Regions from separate parts of the Mus musculus genome. Here region 2 is linked to region 1. Evidence: chromatin loops called from intact Hi-C (ENCODE). Cell type or tissue: left cerebral cortex. All regions are shown on one strand. Links, peaks and the distances in the headings refer to the core of each region. The heading gives the core; the rest is flanking DNA.

Region 1 (9,687 bases), core at 658-8,657:
GGGTCCAGGACAGCACCCACCCTGAGTTTGGGGCCAGAGAACTACGAGGAAGAAAAGGCAGCACACCTGTGCTTTGGGCCACATCTTGCCATCATGTGGGCAGGCCACTGGGACCGTGACTCTGTAGCTAAGAGCTGCCTGATTCTGGCACTTGGCCAACATTTGGGCTAGGTGGTCAAAGCTGCTCCATATGTCCCTCTCCTGGTGTCCTTCATGTCAGTTTCAGACATGAGCTAGGAGATGTTTGTCTTTTGAAACAAAACCCCATCTCCCTCACTCTTCTTGGTTTTGTTTGTTTGTTTTTTGAGACTGGGTCTCATTTGTAGGACTGACCGATCTGTAACTCAATATATAGAGATCAAGCTAACCGTGAACTTGTAGTGAGTTTCCTCCCTCCATTACTTAAGGCTAGGGTTATGGGTGTCCACTGTCATACCTGGCTTCCTATACACTTACAAAATAAATGTCAAAGGGCCAGCAAGATGGCTCAGTGGTTAAAGGTGTTTGTTGCCAAAGCCTGAAAGTCCGAGTTTAAATCCTAGACTCCAAATGGTGGAAGGGAGAACCACCTCCTGCGCTTTACCCTCTGACCCCCACGTGCAGGTGTATATATACACACAATCATATAATATATACACACAATCATATAATATATACACACAATCATATAATATATACACACAATCATATAATATATACACACAATCATATAACATATACACACAATCATATAACATATACACACAATCATATAATATATACACATAATCATATAATATATACACACAATCATATAACATATACACACAATCATATAATATATACACACAATCATATAATATATACACACAATCATATAACATATACACACAATCATATAATATATACACACAATCATATAATATATACACACACAATCATATAATATATACACACAATCATGTAATATATATACACAATCATATAATATATACACACAATCATAAAAGAAGTTGGACACGGCACATGCCTGTGCCGTAGGCTAAGTGACTAGAGGGTCGCTCTGGTGTCACTTTGGGTGATGTAATGAAGCCCTGCTGTCTCAAATGGCACAGGAAGAAGGGAGGTCTTTTCCTGGAGGTCTGGCTCTCCCTTCTCCCGATCAGTCTTTAACCTGCGCAGATGCTAACCTCTCTATGCCTTGACGGAATGCAATCTTCTGGGTGAAGCAGAAACTGGCCATCACATGGCAGTGCCTAGGAGCAATGTAAGGAGGGTGGCAAACTATGACCAGGGTTCACAACAACAAACCCTTCTTCCTTCTCTCCCTCTCTCCTTCTCTTTTCAAAGCATCTACAAGCTGGCAAACCTTTGGCCCAAAGATTCCCAGCAGGCGGGCCCCAGCAGGCAGGCCTCAACCAAGCATGAGAATGACATGTGTTCTCACAGCAGCGACCTAGGTGAAGCATCTGCCGGACCAATGGGACCATTGGCTTGGGGGACCTTTCATGTCTTTCAAGAGACCCTGCCTTACTCAGGCCAGCCGTCCTTGGGAGCGAGGAGCCCTCCTCACCAGAACGCGGTTGCTGCTGTTGCTGTCTGCTGCTCTTCCCGCAGCCTCCTGTGGCCTGGCCACCAGGCTTCCAATGCGTTATACACAGAGTTTGGGTGCACACTGCCCTCCTCTAAGATGCCAGAAGTTTTTTCCACAGCCTTGGAGAGGGGCTTTGACTGAGGGCTGGGGCCCTGGGCTCCGATTCCTTCACATTCCAGCTGGCCCGGATCCCTGTGTGGCCATAAGGCCTTGCCCTCGTCACCCTGCTCTGGGGGTGACACTGGAGCAGACGTCCACATGGCCAGCATGGGTTTGGGAGAACTTTACAAACATTAGGACCCTAACACTGTCTCATCGCTGAAACAAGAGGCCATAGCACCGAAACGCAGCGTGGGCACCGGCTGAGGCTTCTCCCAGCCCGTGGATGGCAGCGTAACTAGGCATGCCTGCCATCACCTTAAAGCCATCCCCCCAGCCATTGTGAGCACCCCAGCAGCACCGCCATTGTCTCGACCAGCCGGCTCCTCGGCTCCTCATCTCTACACCTGAGGATTTCTTTTGATTTCAGGAACAGCCTTAATCATTCCAGTTTGATTTACATGTATACCTCATGAACATTTTTTTGTTGTTGTTGTTTTATTTTTCTTTCTCTCCCTTTCTTTTCTTTGCTTTTATCCCTTTGTCTCTCCCCCACCCCACCCCCACCCCGCAACCTCGTGACTGATGGTTTGGTTTCCTCTCTGCTCTGCCCCTGCTCAGCACAGGGAGAAACGTTGATTTAGAAGCAATAGCGGGCAGCAGGCCACCAAGAGCACAAACCCAGGGCGAGGTCTAGGGAGGCTCCTCAGCCCGCCTGTTTACTGTCTTCTTAAGCCATCAGCAGTGGGTGTGCTCAGAGCAGAGGAGCCAAGGGAGAGCTTCAGAGACCTGTGAGGTAAGGGGAGTATAACACCGTCCATTCACCTCGTGGACTGGGCTACATGCCTCCCCAAAGCCCTTCCCTGGGAGGCCTCCCTTCATCTCGGGCCCAGCCACAAGTCTCATCTCTAATGTTCTATGCAATGAAATATAAACCCTCAAAGACAACTGTTAATATTTAATAAATTCCGTGTTACATATAAGGAGTTAATTGCAAACATGCAGTTGAGAAACTGGATAGCTCTATCTGCTCATACCATCACCCCAACCCAATCCTTGTCCCCACATTCTGTGTGTGTGAGAGAGAAATGGAGAGCGTGAGTGCGTGTGTGCGTGCGTGCGTGCGTGCGTGCGTGTGTGTGTGTGTGTGTGTGTGTATGCGCGTGTGCAGGTGTGCATGTGTAAATTTTAAGTCTGTGGCATGTTTGACCTGTGGCAGGACTCGCTGCTTGCCAGGTGAGTCGCCGCCTGTCTGGCACTGGAGCATGCACGGCTCGAAGCTTCTTTGCACGATTTCATTCATTTTAAATGCCCGACCTCTTGCTTGGAGTTCTTTTCGCCTCCAAACCTCTCCTTTAGGAGCGCTTCTCCCTGACTTTGGGACACGCTAGTAAAGACCTGCCAGAACTGCCTACATTTGCCAGGCCAGGGAGCAGGCAGTGAGGCCCCAGACACCTTGCAGTTTTTATCTGTGTACAATAGCAGATAAAAACAAACCTTAGACTAGACAGAGAGGGGAGCCCGCACAGGATGCATGTGTATGGACATTCTGTGGGTTTGCTGTAGGATTTCTACTTGTATATCATTTTTCCTCCTATCCCAGGCCTGAGCCAAAAGAAACTGGTCACATCTTCCCAGTGGGGTACTGCTCAAGGGCAAAGCTTGGGGCACATCTGTGGAGAGGCAGAAGCCAAGGGATCCTGGCTGTGCCCTATGATTCCCAGATCTTGACTGACTCTGCTCTATGTCTCTCCTTTGTGATGAAGAAGCTTAAAGGATTGTGAGCCAAGAGATCTATCTGGAGTGGAGCCAGGGGTCATAAGGTACCCAGAAGGAGCTGGCTATGGCTGAAAATATCATTCAGGAAAAAACTGTTCACATAAATAACAGCTTCAAACTGAGCCCAGAAGGTCTCTCAAGAGCAAAACTTACTGAAGGGTTGGTGTAACCCTCTCCACATCTGCCCCAGGACTTGCCTCCTCTGAGGCATAAGTATCACACTGTTGTCAGCATCTCCCTCACTGGCCCAGGAGTAGGGCAGACAGTACCTGCCTGACCCCTAAAGTCTGGCCTGCCTCCAGAGAGCTTTGGTGTATACCATGCATTTCTCAGGGGTTCACGTTTCTCATGCATTTTTACAAGGCTTATAAATCCTTTAGTGTGGGATCCTGTCCCACCATCGGCAGCTGTGGTTGGGACACTTCAAGCTGTGTTGGACTTAAGAGCCCGAGTTCCCGGGATTTAGCTTTCTTCACACTATGGAATATCTCAGAGATCAAACTTGGGCTATATGGGGCCATCGCTAAAAGGGCTGAAGAAGGCCCTCTTTGAGGAACTCCCAGGCCCAGGTGTGTACAGGATGTGCCCAGGGTCTAGATACCTGGGACCATGACTGTATTCCTTTCCTCTCAGAGTCAAGGGGCTAGACTAGGGGATGAGGGCAGGCAGGGTGTCCACGGGTCAGTCTCTGGCTGACCCCTAGGCTCTAAAGTATTAACTTTACAGCACATTTCTTTTCTGACATTTCTGATATCTGCTACTCTATCCCTGGCTGTGCCCACAGGACAGATCTTTGCCCTTCTGTGAATATGACTGCAGGAGTCTTCTAGGCCATAGGTATCCCTGGCCCTTATGTTGACTCTGTGTAGAGCCCAGACCTCCATTTTCTCCCCTCTTAGTGTCATAAGCAAGGGCACCCTCCTCTGCCCACGCAAGGCCTCAACACACTCACTTCATAGGGATGGTCCTCGCACCATCTTCTTCCTGTTCTTTGGGCAGGGTGAACAGTCTCAGGGCCCACACTGAAAGAACAGCCAGGGCAGCAATTCTGGTCTGTATGCTGGAGCCTCTGGGGAGTTTTCCAGGCAGGTCCTTGTCCGTGAGAGTACAGTCCTGCCCAATAGCCCTTCTCCTCCCTTGCTGTAAATAATGTGTCATCATGGACTCCATCAGGGCCGGAGGGACATATATAATCAAATGAAACTCTCTGGAGATGCCATCTCTGTCTCCCTGGGTGCCAGCACCCTGCTACCATGTGCACCGGGTGGCACTGGAGAGCCATAGAAGTCATGAGATACTGTATGTGTAAGCACATGTACATGAGTGTGTGTGTGTGTGTGTGTGTGTGTGTATGTATGTATGTATGTGTGAGTGTGTGTGTGTGTTTGTGCGTGTGTGCACGAGTCTCATTCAGCCTCTGGGGTCAAATCAATTCCTCTCAAGTGTGGTACCCTAGAGAGTGGTGGCCATCTACATTTTCTCCCTCTAGCTTCTATGTCTTGTTTTTGCTTTCCCTCCCCTCCTCCTCCCCTCTCTCTCCTTCTCTCTGTGAGGGGGGAGAGTGCTGTACAAAGTCAAACAAACAAGTTTACATTGTAAGTGCAATGACCCGAGTCCTCCACATGACCTTGTGAATTGTGTGCCGTCCTCCTGTGCTCTGTGAGAACTCGTGGTACTTCAGTGTCCCTCCCCTGTACTGTGACAAGGTATTTCTGTGGTATCAGAATAAAAGGACTTGATATAAACAACCTTCAGACAGTCTCGGGGTGATTTCTGAAGTGGGAACACTTAGCCAAACAGGTAGATGCCAACGTTTGTGACAGTATTCTCCACGATTAAAGAAAAAAATGAGAAAGAGCAAAATTTCAGAAATGTTGGCACAATTGAGGCGGAGTCAACACCAAGCCATTCAAACATGACCCTCCAGGAAGGTGCAAAGGCTTGTCCTAAGCCACCAGACAGTTTTCAGGATCCTGGTTCCCAGGAGCTAGATGGGCAAGTGCTGCCCCCTGGTGCTATCAAACAAGCTTTACATCTGCCTACCTTGTTCGAAACTCCCCCCCCCCCCCCAGTCCCCCATGGCTGAGACTTTAATCCTTAGTATAGTCAAGAATAGTTCAAGCTGGATATCATAGCCCACACATTTAATCCCAGCTCTTGGGAGACAGAGATAGGTGGGTCTCTGTGAGTTTGAGGCCAGAACTACGTAGAGAAACTAAACAAATATAAGTTAAGCAGCACTAGAAAATAAGAAACAGAGATTAAAGAGTATCAATTTTGCCTCAAGTAAGAAAGAAAGCACTCATTCAAGGGGGCCCATAGCTGGTCTAAAAGACCAGCCACTCTCAAGCTATATGGAGGAGGGGGAGATACCTACTGTTGCCCAACCACTCTTGCTCTCTGCTGTCACCTAAGTCAACCTAGTCCTGTGTCGTGTGCAGGAGACTGTCTGCCTAGGCTCTTCTTTCCACAGCACGCTCGCTGCTCTTAGGTGAAGTCTGACCCTCCACATCGGCCCTTGGAGTAGGTTGAGACCCAGTCGGCTCACGATCCGCAGCAAGGAGCTTCTGAGAAGGGCGGGTTAAGGCTGTGGCAACAGATAGCTTTAGGGGCAAGTCTGGTGATTGATAAGCCAGGGTAGCACCCAGAGAGTTCAGCACCGCCCTTTGCCCGGCGCCCCAGGGCTCCACCCGGGAACCTAAGTTTCCCACTCCTAATCGCCTGGCTTGCAGTAGATGGGGAGAGCGCTGAAAGAGATCCCTGCGACTGAGGCGCCCCGCAACATTCCGCTTTCACAGACCCGCTAGTCTCTGTATTCGGTTCCCACCCGTCCCCGCCCCCGCCCCCGCCCCCTCATCCTTAAGGATCATTAGTGTTCCTCCGAAGCCCCACCCTTCGAACGCTCAGGGCTTTCTCTCTGATCCCGCAGCTTTCAGCTCACAGTCGGCTGGAGTCCAATCCTACTTCCTTCACTCCTCCCAGACCTGCCCTGTCTCTGAACACCGGCTCTGTATTCTGCTGCTATACGTCCGCCCTCACTCCTCGGAGCCTCCCCTCTCTAAAAATCCCAGGACTCGACTCCCTGATTCTGCCTCCCACTTGCCTAGTCTTCGACTGAATTTTTGTTTCCCGCTCCTCCCCTCCGGGCGGCTCCTTCGTAGGCCCCGCCTTCTTACTATCCAGGCCCCGCCCCCTGCCGACTGGCCGGAGCTTATACAGGGCCCTGCGGGTCCCAGGTCGCCACTGAGTGTAGCGGAAACTGGGGACCGCCTTAGGCCCCGCCCCCGGAGCTTCACTTCCGGGACTTAGCTGCTACCGAAAGACCGACTATGGAGCGTCAGGTGAGGGCTCGGCCCGTGGCCCCCGTGGCCTCCGTAGCCCGGGCTGAGCCTGACCCTGGTGTGTCCCCTGCGCAGGTGCTGCTGAGTGAGCCCCAGGAGGCGGCAGCGCTGTACCGGGGCCTTAGCCGCCAGCCTTCGCTGAGCGCCGCCTGCCTGGGCCCGGAGGTCACCACGCAGTATGGGGGCCTCTATCGGACTGTGCACACTGGTGTGTAGACCGAGGGAACTGGGTGGCGACGGGCCGTGCATCCAGGTGGAGAGATGGGGACTGTGGAGGGCACGCTGCTTGACACGGGTTTGGGGAGGAAACCCAACTGTAGTTCCTGCGCACAGGTGTTTTGGGGGCTGCACTAGCCTTACTGATAAATAATTCCGTAAATGAGTTGAAGGTGTGGGAGTAAAATTCAGACCTGAGTGCAAGGTGTGGGCCTCGCAGGACTCTCCGGCCCTTACATTCTACAACCCAACAACAGCTATGTTGCCCTTAAAATTCTGTGGTTGGTAGTGGGTTCTCTCTGACCGTCAGCTCAGGCTCTGGGAGCCTAGGCTTAGGTTATATTAAGTGAAGTGTTGTCCAGGCTATACTCAGGCTGTCCGGAGACAGACTGGGAAAGATAGGCCTTGATTGGTGGGCAGTGGTCCAAACTGGCCCAGACAAGTTGAGCAGCCCCCTGCCTCCCTTGCAGAGTGGACTCAGAGGGACTTGGATCGAATGGAGAACATCCGATTCTGCCGCCAGTACCTAGTGTTCCATGATGGAGACTCGGTGGTGTTTGCCGGGCCTGCGGGCAACAGTGTGGAAACCCGGGGGGAGTAAGTGTGACAGGAGCAGTCTGTAGACAAGACCGCAGCCACCTGCCTTGCTAGCCTTTCATAAATGTCGCCATGTGTCCTTAGGGTGTTGTGCTCTGTGCCTATCCCCTTCAGGGACAACTTTGGGTGGCTTCAGGGGAGCAAAGAGCAAGGTGCCTGACCCCTGAGAGCTTGTCTGGTCTCTGGAGACATGGCCTGATAAATACTAGGAGCTTCTTCTAAACTAGGGCCTAGGTCCCTAGGACTCTGGAGACAGTCGAGTCAGTAACCTAAGGAAGAGAAAAAAGGCCAGCCAGCTTGAGGCTGGGAGTGCTTCATGGGCTGGTATGATTTCAGAGTCCCAGTTAGCTGGGAGATAGCCTCCTGTGCGGCCAATTCTGATTTTATAACGCCAGACCTAAAAGGGCTTATAAAGAAAGGAGAGAGAGACAGACAGACAGACAGAGACAGAGACTCAGCTAAGAGGTTGTGACCAGTAAGGGGGCCAGCACAAGGCTGTTGGGGGGGACGACTTGGCACCTTCCTGACCTGCAACCCCTGTTCTCAGGCTGCTGAGCAGAGAGTCTCCTTCAGGCACCATGAAAGCAGTGCTGCGCAAGGCTGGAGGTGCAGTCTCGGGAGAGGAAAAACAGTTCTTGGAGGTGAGTTTGCAAGGATGAGGTGGCAGCCAGCCGGTCACTTAGTGCCACAAGTGAAGCCCTGTGGAGGGGCAAGCAGCCTGATGCCCAGGTATCTTCAGGTCTGGGAGAAGAACCGCAAGCTCAAGAGTTTCAACCTGTCTGCACTGGAGAAGCATGGGCCTGTGTATGAAGATGGTGAGGCGCCTGGCTGGTAAGCAGGAGGGGTGGGCAGAAGGGGCAGCTATAGCATTGGGCTCCCCCTAACCGTCCCTCCCTGCATGCAGACTGCTTTGGCTGCCTCTCCTGGTCACACTCAGAGACGCACTTGTTGTATGTGGCGGAGAAGAAGCGTCCCAAAGCTGAGTCCTTCTTTCAAACCAAAGCCTTGGACGTCAGTGCCAGTGATGAGGAGATGGCCAGGCCGAAGAAGCCAGACCAGGCCATCAAGGTGCTTGTGGTGTGGCCGGGCCACACAGGCCCTGCCGGGCAGCCCTGCCCTACATCCGGTGGACCTGGGAGGCCCTAGTGTCTAGGAGGCAGGTCAGGGTTCTGTAGGCACCCTGGGCATTGAGTGTCCTCTGTTCTCAGGGGGACCAGTTTGTATTTTATGAAGACTGGGGAGAAACTATGGTTTCCAAAAGCATCCCTGTGCTCTGCGTGCTGGATATCGAGAGTGGTAACATCTCCGTGCTTGAGGGCGTCCCTGAAAATGTGTCCCCTGGTCAGGTCAGCAGCAACATGGCCTTTGCCCCTTCTGGAGTCGGGGTCCCCTGCTTGAGCGATTACGTCTTGCTCATACCTACTTTGTGGTTTTGTTTGCAGGCTTTCTGGGCCCCTGGAGACACGGGTGTGGTGTTTGTGGGCTGGTGGCACGAACCCTTCCGGCTAGGTATCCGCTACTGCACCAATCGCAGGTGAGAAAGCAGGCAGACCAGAGGGCCCTTACGGCCCAGCTGACCATAGAGCTGAGTGTCTCTCTGACCTTTCCAGGTCAGCCCTGTACTATGTGGACCTGAGCGGGGGGAAGTGTGGTAAGTGTCTGGCGTCCGCACGTGCTTTCCTGACTGTTAGTCTTCCCTGGTCTATGTGATACTCATATTTCTGTGGCCTAGAACTACTCTCGGATGAGTCCCTGGCTGTCTGCTCTCCTCGGCTGAGCCCAGACCAGTGTCGCGTCGTCTACCTGCAGTACCCATCTCTAGCCCCTCATCACCAGTGCAGCCAGCTCTTCCTGGTGAGCTGAAGTGGGTGGGGTGGGAGGACGGTTAGCTCTTGATGGGGAATGAGGGCTAAAGGGATGGTGTCATCTCCCCCCTCGGGGCCCTCTCCTGTCCTCCGTGGACCAGTGGCCTGACCCTTCAAGGTAAGTCCTGGAAGCTTGGGTACTCTCAGGGCTCACCACCTCAAGGGGTCCTCCAGCCACAGAGATGCTCGCGCGTCTTAGTTCACGTCTCCAAGTAGC
Region 2 (9,687 bases), core at 595-8,594, 87 kb before region 1:
CCTGTCACCTCAAGCTGAGTTCGTTCTTTTCATCCTCCTGCTGAGCTGACTCGGGCTCTGTGAGGGGGCGGCTTCAGCGTTCAAGGCTGAAGAGCCTGACTTGAATTCAGTAAGCATAGGTGCTGCCACACCCATAGTGATGCTGTCTCTGGGCCTCCAGGGACGATGGCAGAGCCTTGGGCACTGCATAGCTTCACAAGGAAGGATTTTCTGTGTCTGGTCTCAGGTTCACCTCATATAGTTCTATCAGCTCTGCTTTTCCTAAGGAGACAGATTGGAAGGAAGCTGATCTCTGTCTCAGACTCTGCTTTCTAAGCTAAGTGACTTGGTAGGGGCTGCATCCTGTCAGAGGAAGGAACAAGCTTCATTCATTCATTCATTCACTCATTCACTCACTCACTCACTCACTCAGTCATTTATAGTGATGTATCAATGTGCAGCAAGGGCATAGATGATGCAATTTTACCTGTGCATGTATCCATGACATACCACCAGGTTAAGGCCAGACCTTGTAAGAACCTGAGAAAGTAAGGAGCTGGGAGGTAGTACTGTGGCAGAGTGCTTAGTCAGCACCTATAAGGCCCTGAGTTCAAGTCCCAGTACCACCACAAAACAGAACAAAAACCTGCTCATTGAGTACTGGAGAGATGGTTCAACAGTTAAGAGCACTGACTACTCTTTTAGAGGACCTGGAGTCAATCCCTGACATCCACATGTTGGGTGGCAGCCATCCATAACCTTCAGTTCCAGGGGATCTGACACTTGCTTCTGGCCTCTATGGACACCAGGCATACATATAATGCATAGACATACATGCAAAACACTCATACACATAAAAATACAACTTAAAAATCCTTACACGAAGCAGGGAGGGAGAGATGGTTCCGTGGTGAAGAGAGCTTGCTACACAATCATGAGGACCTGAGCTTCAAATAACTGGGCATCTCATGAAAACCTGCATCCCCCAGTGCTGAGCAGGCAGGATGAGAGGATCAGTGAGACTTGCTGGCTTCCAGCCGCTCTGAGAAGAGAGCCCCAGCTTCAAAGGGGGCGAGTGGAGAATGTTGAAGAGGACCCTCGAGACCTTCCTTTGGCATCTCCCTGTATGGACACAGGTGAACACACCCCCTCCCCCAACTGTGTACGTAGATTTAGGCACATTCACACACACAAATAAATTTTAAGCAACTGCTTTAAAATTGCACAAAGGGCCCACATAAATCCGTGGCAGCCCACACATCTCGCCCACATCATCTCGCCCACATCAGCTGAAAGAACGTGTAAATGTTTTGTCATGTGCAAATTGATCTTCAATAAATTAGCTGAGGTATCTTAGCTACTGAGAACAAGTACTGGATTTGGCTACATGGACAGTATGGAAGAAAACCCATTAGGTCCCTACCCACTAGCACTCAGTCTGGTTGGTTAGGTCCCTCTTGAAGAGTCACATCGTGGATAATCTCAAGGAAAGACTGGGCAGCCTAGTGTCTACATATGGAAGGGTTTTCAAGTAGGAAGATTAGAAAGACACATTTAGGTTTCAAGGGAGAGAGACACACAAAACATTATGGGAAAATCACTGGAATTCAGGGGTAGGGGCGGGAAGAGGAATGTGGTCTACCTTGGCAGAGACAGTGAGCAAAGAGACTGAATGCAAGAGACTCGGAGAGAGACAGGGACAAGCCAGCTGAGACATCTCTCTCTAAATGCCCATCAAAAGCCACAGTTCCCTTTTAGTTCATACGACATGGAGAAGTCTTGAGGCAAACATGACAGGAACCCTTATCATTTGCTGGAAGGTGAGAGTGCCCACGAACCACGTGGAGTTCTTTTCTCAAAACGGATTCATCAGGCACAGTGTCTGAATCCAGGTCCCCCGCATTAGCTGATAGCCGTGGACTAGCAGTCTACAGTGAACCTGTGAAGGCAGAGCGATAGGTGGAATTGCCAGATTTGGAAATAACCGTCATTTGTCATTTAGAAGCCTTGTCTGGCCCCAGTGGCTGAGTTTTCTGGGAGTACAGGTATGAATTGAAGTGACCTTCCTTTAGAATAGTGACATTGTCAATCTTACCTGGAGAGGGCAGCTTTGTGACATTGTCCCCAGCACCAGTGGGGCTGTCAGGATGCTGTCAGTGGCTTGCTTTTTTTTTTTTTTTTTCTATTTTGGAGACAGAGTCTTATTTTGCAGCCTAGCTAGCCTGGAATTCACCACATACATAACCCAGGGTGGACTTGGACTAGGGCTGCCCCACCTGCCTCTGCTTTACAAGAGCTGGGACGACAGGTGTGAGTGACCAAGCCTGGCTCTGAGTTAAAAATTCTTTTTTCTAGTGGAGATATTAGGAGAAGACAGGCTATTTAAACAAGCAAGCAAGTGAGCAAACAAACAAACAAACAAACAAAACACGATGACTATGGAACACTTCAGCATATGTAACAACAGAGAGGATTGTCCACTAAAGCCTCATGTTCCAATTACGTGGATACAGGCACGCTCAACTCAGCCAATCACGTTTCCTTTACCTCCCTTCTCACTGAGACAAATTCCAACAGTCCTACATCCCATCAGCAGCATCTCACTGTATCCTTCCAAGAAATGAGCTCTGAATAAACGTAACCATGACGACACCATCATAGCTGAGTAGGTATTTCTTTCCTCCCAGGGAAGGTATGCTAGGAATCAAACCCAGGGCCTCAGAAATGCTGGCCAGGCACCCTGTCTTCAGCTAAACATACAGCCTGTTCTTTAAAAAAAAAAGATTTATTTTTAATTATGTGCATTTGTGTGTCTCTGTGCGTGAATATGCATCTGAGTGCAAGTGACCGAAGAGGCCAGAAAGACTGGCTCTCTCTCAAGCTGGGTATAGGTAGTAGGAGCCACTCAACATGGGAGACGAGAACTGAACCTGGGTCCCCTGCAAGCACAGTACACGACGTTAACTGCTGAGCTGTCTCTCCAGCCCTCCAACAATCTCTCCTTAATCTCAGGGATCATTTGGATGTGGGTCTGTCTTCTGATCGTGTTATAGATTTTGGCAGTTGGTTTGCACAAATTGTGATATATAAGGTAAATCTAGTCCCTTTAAATTGATAGACTGTCTCTGAAGTTGTTCGTTCTGTAATTTATGTATTACATCTCTGAGTCATTTGTTCTTTGATCCTTCATATTCTAGACTGAGCTAATTGCATTCTTATGATGTCATTTAAGATGTATCTTGGCTAAAGTTTTCCTGAAAAATTGGATATTATAATATTATATTTAGACTCTATTCTAATCCATGCTTTATTATTATTATTATTATTATTATTATTAATTCATAGTGCTGGATTTCAAACCCTGAAGCGTCATACATGCTAGACAAATGCCCTACCACTGAATTGTATGTCACAAGCCCAGACTTCATTCATTTTGTTATTTTTGAGACCATGACTTGCTATGTTGATCTTAAACATACTTAGCCCAGGGTGGCCTCAAACTCTCAATCCTCCTGCCTTAGCCTCCAAAGTGCAGAGCGGCATGTGCTACCACGCCGGGCTGAAATTCTACCGTTAGAAGAAGGGATTTGTTGAAGGATTCAGATATGGAGAGAGGAGGAAGTCGCTAAAAATAGAGCCAGGCTTTGGACTAATTTGGGAGCCAAAGAACAATGTACTGGGTCACTTTTTCTTCTGTCTCTGAAATTTTCCTGATTTGGGTTGGCACTGAGTTTAAGAAGCCAACGCTTTCAGAGTCCTGCCCTTTGACCCCAGCTCACGTGAGCCCTCTGTATATCCGAAATAAGAAGCTGCTAGGAGCTAGGTTTGAGGGGTTCAAGCAATCCTCAGCTCACTGGTCTCGCTCCGGGAGCCCATGGTCTGTCCTGTTGAGCTGGGGCTGATCGTGCCGTCACATTGGGTCTCACCGTGGTTACTGAGTGGCTGCTTCATCGCCGACAGTCGGCTAGGTTTTTTATTTCTCTCTTGCCCTGCCATGCCGTGCAAACCCTGCAGGCCCCATCTGTCCTGGCATCTTTGTCCTTCCTGCCCCGGAACTGTTTGAAAACTACAACGGCGACCGAGGCCTGCATGCTTGCAGCAGTGGCTGAGGGCCACTTCGGGATATGAGTGAGGCTTGATGAACAAGTCTAGCTGTGGGGCCTCCGGCCTCAGTCCTCCCGTTGCCAGAAGCATGTCATGTCGGTAGCAGCACCAAACTCAGGGACTTGCCCAAGTTCTGCTCCTAAGGGACCATCTGCCATCTTCGCGTAGAAGCACCATGGGGCGGTTGGCTATAGTTGGGACCGTGGCCTGTGGCTCCCTGTGGTAGGGAAGCTGGAATTCTGGCGCTCTGCCCTCTGTGGTTCCCTCCTGTCAGGCCGGACCTTTAGTGGGTGGGTGTCTGCTGGTTTTTCTGTCTTGTGTGTGTGTGTGTGTGTGTGTGTGTGTGTGTGTGGTTCTGGGAGTTAAACCCAAGGCTGTGTGCATGCCAGCCTAGGCAAGTGATGCTTGACCACTATCCTCAGCTCATTCCCGCGGCATTATTCTCCCTATCTCACTTCTACTTAGGACTGAGCGGCTGAGGCCATTGCGCATGCTCCTTCGCTCATCCGAATTGCATTCTGGGGCCCAGCAGGGTGTTAGGATGTTTCCTTCCCAGCTTTGCTTTTATGCACCCACGGTTCTAATGAGAGCTCTGATCAAGAAGAGGCTTTACCTGCTGACTGACTCTCACTTCTTTCTAACAAGAAAATTACTTAGAGGCACCCTAGAACCTTTTAAGTCCTTTTCAGGCTCAAGTCCAGAAGTGCCTGCAGAAGCCTGGCCCAGAGCAGGTGGTTCTGATGTCAGAGCCAAGGGTGAAGACTCTGCAAGGAAGTGGGAGTGGTTTCTGAGACCCAGTCTCACATACAGAGGGGATCAAAGGGCTCTAACGGCTTGTCTAGGAGCTCCTGAGAAGTCTGTCCTACCCGCGAGTGACGCTGGCCTAGGGAGGAAACAACTCTCACAAGGATGCTGAATAATTACTGCAGAAATGTGGGTGATTTGGAAAAGAGGGAAGATAAGGACACTCTTCAGTAGTCACATTGGTGTATTGCTGTGTATGTGGGGGTTAGCAAGGGACTACCTGTATGTGTGCCTGTGCATGTGCCTGTGTGTGTGTGTGTGTGTGTGTGTGTGTGTGTGTGTGTGAGAGAGAGAGAGAGAGAGAGAGAGAGAGAGAGAGACAGAGACAGAGACAGGCAGACAGGGATAGACAGACAGAAAACAGAGACAGCGGGAAGAGAGAGAGCATTGGGTGGTACATATTTAGAAAAGAGGAAAGCCACAGATGTTAGACCTTACCTACCACTTTGAGGCAAGGTCTCTCCCTCTCTTTAAATTTCTTAAAATTATTTTATTTTATGCATATGGGTGCTTGCTTGCATGTGAGTCTATGCAACATGTGTATGTCTGGTGCCACTAAGACCAGAAAGGACATTGGGTCCCTTGGGACTGGAGTTATAGATGGTTGTGAGCTGCCATGTGGGTTTTGGGAATTGGACCCTGGTCCTCTGGAAGAGCAGCCAGTGCTCTTAACCACTGAGCAGTCATGGTAGTCCTACATACCCTTTTATCTTATCTTTTTGAGACGGGGTCTCTGTATAGCCCGGGGAGTCTTAGAAACTTTCTGTGTAGACCAGGTTGGCCTTGAACTCAGATCTGCCTGCCTCTGCCTCCTGAGTCCTGGTAATAAAGGTTTGCGCCATTATATCCAGCTCTCTTGACCTTTTTAAAAATACTTTGGTTTTACTTATGTGTATGCATGTGTCTGTATGAGGATTTGTGAATGTCAGCGCCTGAGGAGGCAGGAGGCATGGACACCCCCGGAGCTGCAGTTATACAAGTTGTAAGCTGCTGCCCAACATGGATGCTAAAAATCAAACTCTGCTCCTCTGGAAAAACAGGAAGTAGCCTGGACCATTCCTGTCCATGGCCATCTAAGTCGGGTCAGCCCCCTTCTCGTTGTAGGACCACCACAATTACAGACACCTACCACCACATCTGGCGTTTTGTTTGTTCTTGGGCTTCAAATGGAGGTCATGTTTCTGTGGCAAGCACTTTACTCCCTGAGCCTAAAGGTTTTTGGAGGGTGGGGTGGGAGCGAGGTCCCATGTGGCCCACACTGGCCTTGAACTTGTGACCCTCCCCTTTGCTTCCTCCTCCTCTAGGTATGTGCCATTATACCAGGCTTTTAACAGTATTTATTATATACCACGTGATGCTTTAAAACATAGAAAAATAGTGTGTTTAGTCACTCACATACTTATTTTCTTGTGGTGAAAAAGAGTTGAAATCTGCTCAGTGCTTTTTCAAGAGTATAATGTTGTTATTAATTTATTTTTCCTGTCTAACTTAGAGTTGTTTATCTCTTGGCCAAAGTCTCTGCACTCTCCTCTTCTGTATATTTTATATGTGGGAACCCTTGGGTTTTTTTTTTTCTTCAGTGAAATAGAAATGGTTTTTTTAACTTAAAACTTATTACTTACATATTTTGATGCTGGTAATTGAACCCAGGGCTTCATATATCCCAGGCAAATGCTCTGCTGCTGAGCTACATCCTCAGTCCACAAGGAAATGTTTTCTTGTTTGAGACAGGATCTCAGGTAGCTCAGGGTGACCTCAAGCTCCCCTTGTAGCTGAGGATAATTTTGGAGTTGTGATCTTCCACCTCTACCCCCAGAGTGCTAGGACCCCATGCATGCACCACCATGCCATTCTATGCAGTGCTGAGAATCGAACCCACGGCTTCAAGCACACCGGGTGGATGCTCTACATCTGGGCTACATGTCCACCTCAGCGTTGTTTCGTTTGTCAGTGTCTCACTGTGTAGCCCAGACTCGGTTTTAGTCTTCCTGCCTAAGCCTTCTGAGTGGTGGGATCATGAGCACCTCGCCTAGAGTAGGGTTTTAAAGGAACCACTCGAGCCTATGCTTGGTGAGCCGTGAGAACAGAAGAAATAGCATAGAATGAGTGCGCTCCGCCCTCCATGGACTTGTGGTCTGAGGAGGGACAGACAGACATGTCCAGATCTCTACCCTCTCTTTCCTCTTCCTTCTTGTCCTTCTCACCTCTGCTTCTCTTTGTCTCACGGAGGTAGGATAATCAAAAGCACGATTTGAAGGGATTGTATTATTCCATATCCTAAAATAGTAGAACATATATTTGTATAGTGCTTTACAGCTTACAAAACACATTCAAAACATTAGCTTATTCTGTTGGGAGCTCCAAAGACCTAAGATGAGCGTTTCAGAACAGCTAGCAAGCAGACGTTAGCAAACCAAAATGCCTTACACTGAGCACAGCTGGAGAGCCGTGTCATTTCCCTTCCTCCTGCTCAGAGAAGATGGAAAATTTAGCAAGAGGATGGGGAGGGCTGTGGGGAGGCAAAAGGATCAGGAAGTAGGACATTTGGATAAAGGACAGTGTGGGGTGCGGAAGAGTGGGCCTCCTGAATGCCGATCAGAAAGCCAGGTTTTGATCATTTGATGTTGCCCCAGACGCCACACTGAGTACACACACCGAGGAGATCTTTAGGATATTCTTGGTTTATTTTTGAGCTTCTGAGGCTCATGCTTGGTAAGGGCTCCGCCACTGACCCACTCCCAGGCCCTTAAGTTTTCAGTTTCATCATCCCTAAAATGAAGGGTTTACCGGATAATTTCCAAAGCCCCATTCACCCTTGACATTTGACCTCTATGAGATGAATAAAAAGGGAGGGGATGATTTCCATTGTTCTTCAGCCCCACTGAGAAGTCAAGGTCACAAACTGGCCATGGGGCTCACACCTGTAATCCCAGCATCCAGGAGGCTGAGGTAGGAGGGTCACGCTGCCTTCCGGGCCAGCATGTGTTTGTTAAATAGTATATCAGCCTGAGATACAGAATGAGAACCTGTCTCAGGCAAAACAAGATGATAAATAAAAAGCACAATGTGTTTCCATCAGGGGAATTAAAAGCAGCTGTAAATAGAGGGTGGCTCATTTACTATGTTCTAGAAACTTCCTAGAATGGACAAAGGAAGTCAAGCCTGGAGCCAGGTCGATGGCACTTTCCCTACAGGTGGCTGCTTGGAAAGTCACTGGCCTCCATGCACTGGGGTAGCCAGCGATGCAAGCGAAACCTAGGCCAGCAGAGCCTGCTGTGGGCTCACCGTTCCCTGCTCTGGGCCCCCTCACCTTCTGAGCATCTCTCTCCCCATAGGCAATGGTCTATGTGCCTATGATTGCCAGAGGGAGCTGGAGTTGGGCAAAACTGTGAGGGGGGAGGTTGGCACAAGGGAAGGCGAGCCCAGAAGAGGCTAGTTTGGTCTACTGCACTCATGCAGTTGGACGGTGGAGTTGACACCTTCATTTTAGCGGGAAGAGCTGCCCTAGGCCTCTGTGGGCTTAGGCCAGACTCTCTCAGTGTCAAGGTCAGTACGTGAGGGTGGTCCTTTGAGAATATGGCTTGGCTTCAGCAGATAATGTGTGTCTGCCCCTAGCCCAGCCCTAACAGATGCTAGAATGGCTGCTGTTATCTCCCGGGCAGAGCTCTGCCCTCGTATGAACGCGAAAGTAGTCAGCAGTCTTTGGTCTTTCTCAGCAGACTCCTCTGTTAGGAAACTCCTGTTTCTGGTTACTTGAAGTGGATTTCCTTATATTTCTTGTTGGCTGGTCCTCGGCTCAGAGGTTTCACAGGTATCTGTTATGAGCCTCCCTACCTGCCATGTTCTCACAATTCCTCAGTCTGGTCTTCTCTGACTTTGAGACTTTCAGCTCCTTTGGCTGTCGTGGGGACAGTTGCCTACCTAGGCTGGTGTGCCCAAGGCTCAGTACTCTAAAGACAGGGAGACTCGGAGACCAGGGCCCTGGCTTAGCACGTGACATGGCTTATGAATGACAGTCTGAAGATCAGAGCCTTCACTCATGCCAGCAGCAGAAAATCTTCCTCTGCCTTTCTGAGATCTTCATGGAAGCTATCCCCATGGCTGTCTAGCCTCTTGCAGGCCATCTCTGCACGAAGGCTGAGTGACTCCCATTTGGAAACGTGGAGCCCAGGTGTGCATCTGCGGGAGCCTGTGTAGGTCCTGCCATGTCTGCTCTCTGTATGCCTGGAGATTCTTTGCAACCTAGTGAGGTTTTTGGATCCTATGTTCCACTGGAGAACGAGGGTAAGAATTAAGGCAGTGTTTGTTTCAGGAGTCATCCTCTGAGGGCATATCCCTCTCCTGCGTCCTTGTGAGCCCACATTCTCGAGCCCCACATCTGACCTTGAGTGGCCAGTGTTAGAGTTTCACAGCCAAGGCCTTGCTAGCTGATGTTTGGTGAGTTGCCAGCTGAGGAGAGAGGGAGAGTCAAAGTCGGATTGGAGAGGCCAGCGCCCCTTTACCCTGGCCACAGCCCCCTGTGCATTGCAGAGGAATCACTGTGCAGCCCTGCTCTTTCCCTGCTGGCCTTTCCTTAGGTAGCCCAGTCTCTGGGTCTGCAGGGGCTGCACTCACAAGAGCAGCAGGTGCTCAGCAGACACACCGAAGGAGAAATGTGGAATGGTGAGGGGCTGGAGAGATGGCTCATTGGAAAAGGGCTCACTGCCAGATGTGAGAACTGAGTCTCATCCTCAGAACCTACTCCTGATCCTCCTCCCTCTGCCAGTCAGTCCTGGACCTACAAGTGTGTTTGCATGCCCA

The links. Hi-C counts contacts between places; a loop is a spot of excess contacts. Peaks named below come from ENCODE experiments on the same cell type or tissue, not always from the same donor. Only the 100,000 strongest peaks of a DNase experiment are listed, where the experiment ranks them.
Region 2: it touches region 1 in a loop (3-fold over the local background); 8 of 42 quality-filtered maps call a loop at or near these places.

The regions. Positions count from the first base shown.
Region 1 is chr9:108,091,540-108,101,226 of GRCm38, reverse strand. It overlaps Apeh (acylpeptide hydrolase), which reads left to right and starts at 6,747. Exons shown (of 22, transcript NM_146226.2): 1 at 6,747-6,792; 2 at 6,868-7,000; 3 at 7,479-7,605; 4 at 8,153-8,246; 5 at 8,345-8,420; 6 at 8,510-8,673; 7 at 8,814-8,951; 8 at 9,048-9,139; 9 at 9,216-9,256; 10 at 9,338-9,459. The coding sequence starts at 6,781. It overlaps Bsn (bassoon), which reads left to right. Exons shown (of 12, transcript NM_007567.2): 12 at 1,330-5,205. In left cerebral cortex, for the core only: CTCF peaks have their summits at 5,443 (motif pointing left) and 6,666; DNase peaks (open chromatin) are centred at 5,417, 6,008, 6,240 and 6,629; H3K4me3 peaks cover 1,732 bases; H3K27ac peaks cover 1,646 bases.
Region 2 is chr9:108,178,195-108,187,881 of GRCm38, reverse strand. The region is part of intron 1 of Bsn (bassoon); the gene reads left to right. Among named protein-coding and RNA genes, the nearest start is that of Bsn, 7.3 kb to the left of the region's middle. In left cerebral cortex, for the core only: no CTCF peak of the experiment used is centred there; DNase peaks (open chromatin) are centred at 3,638, 3,929, 5,849, 7,365 and 1 more place; H3K4me3 peaks cover 3,383 bases; H3K27ac peaks cover 6,909 bases.